Regions from separate parts of the Homo sapiens genome. Here region 1 is linked to region 2. A link is an interaction called in ENCODE POLR2A ChIA-PET data of the cell type or tissue named here. Cell type or tissue: Panc1. All regions are shown on one strand. Each heading gives the region's core, and the rest is flanking DNA. Links, peaks and the distances in the headings are about the cores only.

Region 1 (2,869 bases), core at 370-2,869, 540 kb before region 2:
AGGGTCTGCTGCTATTGCCCTAGGTAGCATCCCCTGGTTGCCCCTGCTTCTTGTCTGGGCCCCTCTGACTCTGACGCCTCGTCTGTCCCTCTAATGAGGACCCCGTGATCCTATCAGGCCCACCTGGATAACCCAGGACCACCTCTTCATCTCAAACCCCTAATCCCATTTGCAAAGCCCCTTTGCCACAGAAGGTAACACACACTCACAGGTTCTGGGGATCAGGACATGGACACTTTAGGGGCCATTCTTCAGCCTGCCACCATGACCAAGATGAAGGAGGCAACTGAGCAGGCCAGTGTGGCCAGGGCGGAGACAGGAGCCCGAGAAGAGCACTAGCCTCACATCTGGTGGAGGACAAGGGTCAGGGAGTGAGGCACAATGTCATGTGCTGCAACAAACAGCATGTGAGGGAGTAGATCCTAAAATGGACTCAAGGTCATGGGCCGGGTGTGACTCACAGGGAGTAAGCCAAGGTCAAAGCAGACTTGGGGTCCTTGGCTTTAGCTAACACAGAGGTGAACCCTGGCCCGCCCAAGCCATGGGGCACGGAACGAGCAGCGGCAGCCAGCAGAGGTCCAACCACAGGCGACTGGTGGCAAGTGAGATTTATTTAAACAACGACATGTCAACAGGAACAGGAAGAGGAACATGTGCGACCACTGTAGTGACCAAGGCTTCTCAAGAGTGTGGGATGAGACCTGCGGACGAGGCCCGCCCACCGCTCAGGGAGCTTGCAGGTCTCCTCCAGGAGGGCAAGTGGCTTCGGCTTCTGGCTCGGCATAAGCCTTCGACAGATTAATAAGTTATCTCCTTCAGCCCTGAGGGGAGAGACACACAGACACCATTAGGAGACTCTGGTGGCCAGGAGCAGAGGCCCCTAGAGGACCCCCAGTGACCGGCTCAGGGGCACCAGCCACACTGCTGACCACTGTAGCACCGCCCTCCTGCTACATAAAATGAGGTTTCGCAAGGAAACAAAAGGTTGGGTAAGACTGTGTTTATGGGTGGTTTTAAAATGATTAAGAAAACATTATAACAGTTTATGGACTGTCTGCAGTTAACGCCAAAAATCTACCCTTTATGTGCTGAACTTTGAGCAAAGGCAGATACGGATCTTCCACACACACAGACAAGCACTGATGTCCCAAAGCAGTCACGGGTCAGTGGGGACAAAGTAAATTCCTGACATTAAAATGCTCAATATATTGTTCCTTTGTGAGAACTAGAGTTCACTTAAAAGTATTACAAATAACCTACATTTCCAAAAATATGGAAATATTAATTCAGCCATAGTGACATAATACAATATTATAAAGCCATTACAATTATGCTCATTGAGCATTTTTAATTGCCAGGGGGAAATGCTAATGTTATAACATTAAATTGAAAACACTTGAAATCAAAGTTGCATAAATATAAAAATTCAACTCTTATTATAAAAACAAACAAAACACTATTTAGAAATAGAGGGGAAGGGAAAAGTCACAAGAGGTCATCTCTGACTGACAGGCATACAGGTGGATTTTCTTAGTCATACTTTTTAGAAGCTTTTAAGTTTCCTACTAAGAAGTATTTTTTAATATAATTAAGAGGAGGATAACATACAAATACCCCAATAAGTGACTTTTTTTTTTTTCTGGAGACAGAGTCGCGCTCTGTTGCCCAGGCTGGAGTACAGTGGTGCCATCTCAGCTCACTGCAACTTCTGCCTCCCGGGTTCAAGAGATTCTCCTGCCTCAGCCTCCCAAGTAGCTGGGACTACAGGCATGTGCCACCACGCCCAGCTAAATTTTGTATTTTTAGTAGAGACGGGATTTCACCATGTTGGCCAGGCTGGTTTCGAACTCCTGACCTCAGGTGATCTGCCTGCCTTAGCCTCCCAAAGTGCTGGGATTACAGGCATGAGCCACTGCGCTCAATTCACAATAAATGACTTTAAATCCAAAAGGAATGTGAAGGCCAGGCACAATGGCTCATGCCTATAATCCCAGCACTTTGGGGGGCCGAGCCAGGCAGATCACTTAAGGTCAGGAGTTCGAGACCAGCCTGGCCAACATGGTGAAACCCCATCTCTACCAAAAATACAGAAATTAGCTGGACATGGTGGTGGACGCCTGTAATCCCAGCTACTCAGGAGGCTGAGGCAGGAGAATCACTTGAACCCAGGAGGCGGAGGTTGCAGTGAGACGAGATCATGCTACTGCACTCCAGCCTGGACAATGAGCAAGACTCCATCTCAAAAAAAAAAAAAAAAAAAAAAAAAAAAAAGCCAAAAAAAAACAAAAACCAAAACCAAACAAAACAAATGTGAAAGGATTGTGTGGGCTGAGCTGCATAGCTAGGCAAATCTGTGTGGAATGACAGGTCCAAAGGGGCTGATTATCAGTCTCATGTCAACCTGGAATTTTTGCATAGGGAATGGTCCTTGCCTCTGTCAAGTTCTGTTTCGGATCAGCTGCCCGCTTGTGACCACATGTCATGTGGATTACATCTGCGGGAAGCTTGAAGGGCAGCTATTCCACTGAAGGCCGGAACTGGGATCTAAAGTGGCCTCCATCGGGCTGGAGAGACACTCAAAGCCTAACCACTGGGGGAGGCAAGCCCAGCAGGGGGCAGCTGAAAAGGAGCTGGACCAGGACAAAGGTAACAAGAAACAGAGATAGATCCACGCCTGTTCTCCGTGGCCCTACTCGGCCACAGACAGGCATGTGCACCTTAATGAGAAGAGGGAAAATTCAGCCCCTAGCTGCATGGGTTTGTAAGCAAGATGTACTGATCTGTGCGTTTAACATCCAGTGAACCTGGTTGTAAGTGGATGGAAAAGACAAACGCCGGTTACTTTTCTAGAGATTTTTAAACTCTCAAG
Region 2 (2,914 bases), core at 210-2,709:
GTACTCTACGTGCCTTGCTTCTTTCATTGGATGTGATATTTGTGAGATTCCTTGGTATTGTGTTGTGTGGTTGTGGCGCCCTCATTCTCACTGCTGCCTGAGTCCTCTTTTAAGAAAGCTCTGCACCTCCCCACATGGGACCTTCCTTCCCACAGTAACTGTGGTTCCCTCACTTCCAATAACATTTCCCTTCCTCCTTCCTTACTTTCCCTCCATAGGTCTGATCACCATCTAATATATTGTACATTTAATCTATTTATTGTATTATTTTCCCCTTGCCTAGAACTATGGAGTCATAGTCAGATCAATGCTCGTACTCTTTGAACAAGTAAACCTCAGTGACCTCCGCATGGCATCCAGCATGCCCATGGGTGGAGGGAACGCCAGGCTGCCCAGACCACAGATGGGTCAAGAACTGCAACAGGCTGGGCACGATGGCTCACGCTTGTAATCCCAGCACTTTGGGAGACTGGGATGGGCAGATCGCTTGAGGCCAGGAGTTCGAGACCAGCCTGAGCAACATGGTGAAACCCCATCTCTACAAAAAATTTTAAAACTAGCCAGGTATGGTGGTATGCACCTGAAGTCCCAGCTACTAGGGAGGCTGAGACGGGAGGATCACCTGAGCCTGGGAGGTTGAGGTTGCAGTCAGCCATCATCCCACCACTACACTCTAGCCTGGGCCAGGGAGTGAGACCCTGTCTCAAAAACAAAAAGAAAAACAAACAAAAAAAACCCCTGCAACAAAGTGTCATTTAGCAGGAGAGGCCAATCTGATGGGGCCCCAGGTATGGCTCTCTTACTGTAATATCTATACCACAGCCATGAATATAGATGTGAAAATTCTACATAAAATGCTTACAAATAACTTTTTCAAGCTTATGACAATTAAAAGTTAAAAAGGTTCAGAAATATCTATTAATAGGGAATATCTGAACTTTCTGGATTTACATGCTTTTGCATCTTGAATTTTTAATAATAAGCATCCATTGATTTAGTAATTAAAAATTAAGGAACAAAATGCCATAACTGAGTCAAATTTATCTTACTACTGTCAAAACAGTTCAATATTTATGAATTGATATAAAAATAAAACAAAGAGCCAGGCTTAGTGGCTCTACCTGTAATCTCAGCTGAGGTGAGAAGATCACTTGAGGCCAGGAATTCAAGACCACCCTGGACAACATAGTGAGACCCTGTCAAAAAAAAGTTAAAAAATAAACCAGGCGCAGTGGCATGTGCCTGTAGTCCTAAATACTCGAGAGCATAAGATGGGAGGATCTCTTGAGCCCAGGAGTTTGAGGCTGCAGGGAGCTGTGATCATCCCACTGCAATCCAGCCTGAGTAACAGAGCAAGATCCTGTCTCAAAAAAAAAAAAAAAATCACAAAGTCCTACAATATTTTATAAAATCACAAATCTAACATTACAATAATAGAAGAGTGTCTGGCTTATCATAGGCACTTAGGTAATTCTTGAATGAATGAATGAAAATATATTAATATGTTAAATCATTCCAATAGGTCAAGTATAAAAAACAACCCACAATGTTACTAATAAATGCTGAAAAGGCATTAAGAAAGAATCCAGCACACATTCCTGATGAAAATCCTTGGCAGGCAGTAAAGAAGACGGTTTCCGTCACATGCCTCCCTGCAAACCACTGCAATCTGGCTTTTGCTGGCACCCTGCCATTGGAACTGCTTTCCCCAAGGCGATCAGTGCCCTGCATATTGCCAAATCCAATGCACTTGGATGGGTACCAATAAATATGTAATGAATTAAGGAATGGATGATAAAAGAATCTCAGATCAACGGCATCATCCTTAACAATAAAACACCAGCATTGTCTCTTTAAAGTCAGAAATAAAATGCAGGATGTGAGCTACTGCTATCATTTGATGATGTTTCTGGAAGCTCAGGCAAAAATAAAACAAAAAACCATGGAGACCAAAATATAAGGTACAGCTACTGGCAACAAGGTGACAAAATCATCTTTCTTTGTGTAAAACCTCAGAGAATTATGCAAAAACTCTCAGAAATAATAAGAGAGTTCTGGGAGTTTACAGATACACAAATGGTAATTGTTTTCCCTGAATACCAACAAATGTGATGTCTATGATGGGTGCTGAGACAATTGAGAAAGTAAAATTTTTTAAAAAGGTGCAGAATCTGGCCAGGTGTGGTGGCTCGTGCCTGCAATCCCAGCACTTTGGGAGGCCAAGGCAGGCGAATTACTTGAGGTCAGGAGTTTGAGACCAGCCTGGCCAACATGGTGAAACCCTGTCTGTACTAAAAATACAAAAATTAGCTGGGCGTGGTGGTGGGCTCCTGTAATCTCAGCTACTCAGGAGGCTGAGGCGGAAGAATGGCTTGAACCTGGGAGGCAGAGGTTGCAGTGAGCCAAGATCGAGCCACTGCACTCAAGCCTGGGTGACAGGTCTCCAAAAATAAACAAATAAATATATAAGTAAATAAATAAATAAACGTGCAGAATCTTATGAATAAGAAGTAAAACAATCCAGATGAAGGGTATAGAGTTCCAGCATTACAAAGAAAGAAAGAAGGAAGGAAGGAAAGAAGGAAGGAAGGAAGGAAGGAAAGAAGGAAAGAAAAGAAAAAGAAAGAAAAAGAAAGAAAAGAAATAAAGAAAGAAAGAAAGAAAGAAAAGAAAGAAAGAAAAAGAAAGAAAGGTGACTCACTTCTGTAATCCCAGTGCTCTGGGAGGCTGAGGCAGGAGTTCAAGACCAGCCTGGGCAACATAGCAAGACCCTGTCTCAACAACAACAAAACAAATGAAGAAAGAAAAAAGTGTATGGAGAATAAGATTTTTTTTCCAACTTGCTAAATGTGAAATGTAAATGATTCTTACATTGTGAAATTTACATTAAATTCTAGGGCAAGACACAGGCTTG

Evidence for each region. ChIA-PET counts read pairs that join two places held together with the same protein. Peaks named below come from ENCODE experiments on the same cell type or tissue, not always from the same donor. Only the 100,000 strongest peaks of a DNase experiment are listed, where the experiment ranks them.
Region 1: POLR2A ChIA-PET joins it to region 2 with 11 read pairs; 2 of 35 experiments call an interaction of 5 or more read pairs at or near these places.

Annotation. Positions count from the first base shown.
Region 1 is chr16:25,175,953-25,178,821 of GRCh38, reverse strand. It overlaps LCMT1 (leucine carboxyl methyltransferase 1), which reads right to left. Exons shown (of 11, transcript NM_016309.3): 11 at 594-821. The coding sequence ends at 799. Among named protein-coding and RNA genes, the nearest start is that of LCMT1-AS2, 28 kb to the right of the region's middle. In Panc1, for the core only: no CTCF peak of the experiment used is centred there; no DNase peak of the experiment used is centred there.
Region 2 is chr16:24,634,842-24,637,755 of GRCh38, reverse strand. It overlaps a transcript of TNRC6A not described here. Among named protein-coding and RNA genes, the nearest start is that of LINC01567, 35 kb to the left of the region's middle. In Panc1, for the core only: no CTCF peak of the experiment used is centred there; a DNase peak (open chromatin) is centred at 1,665; H3K27ac peaks cover 2,206 bases.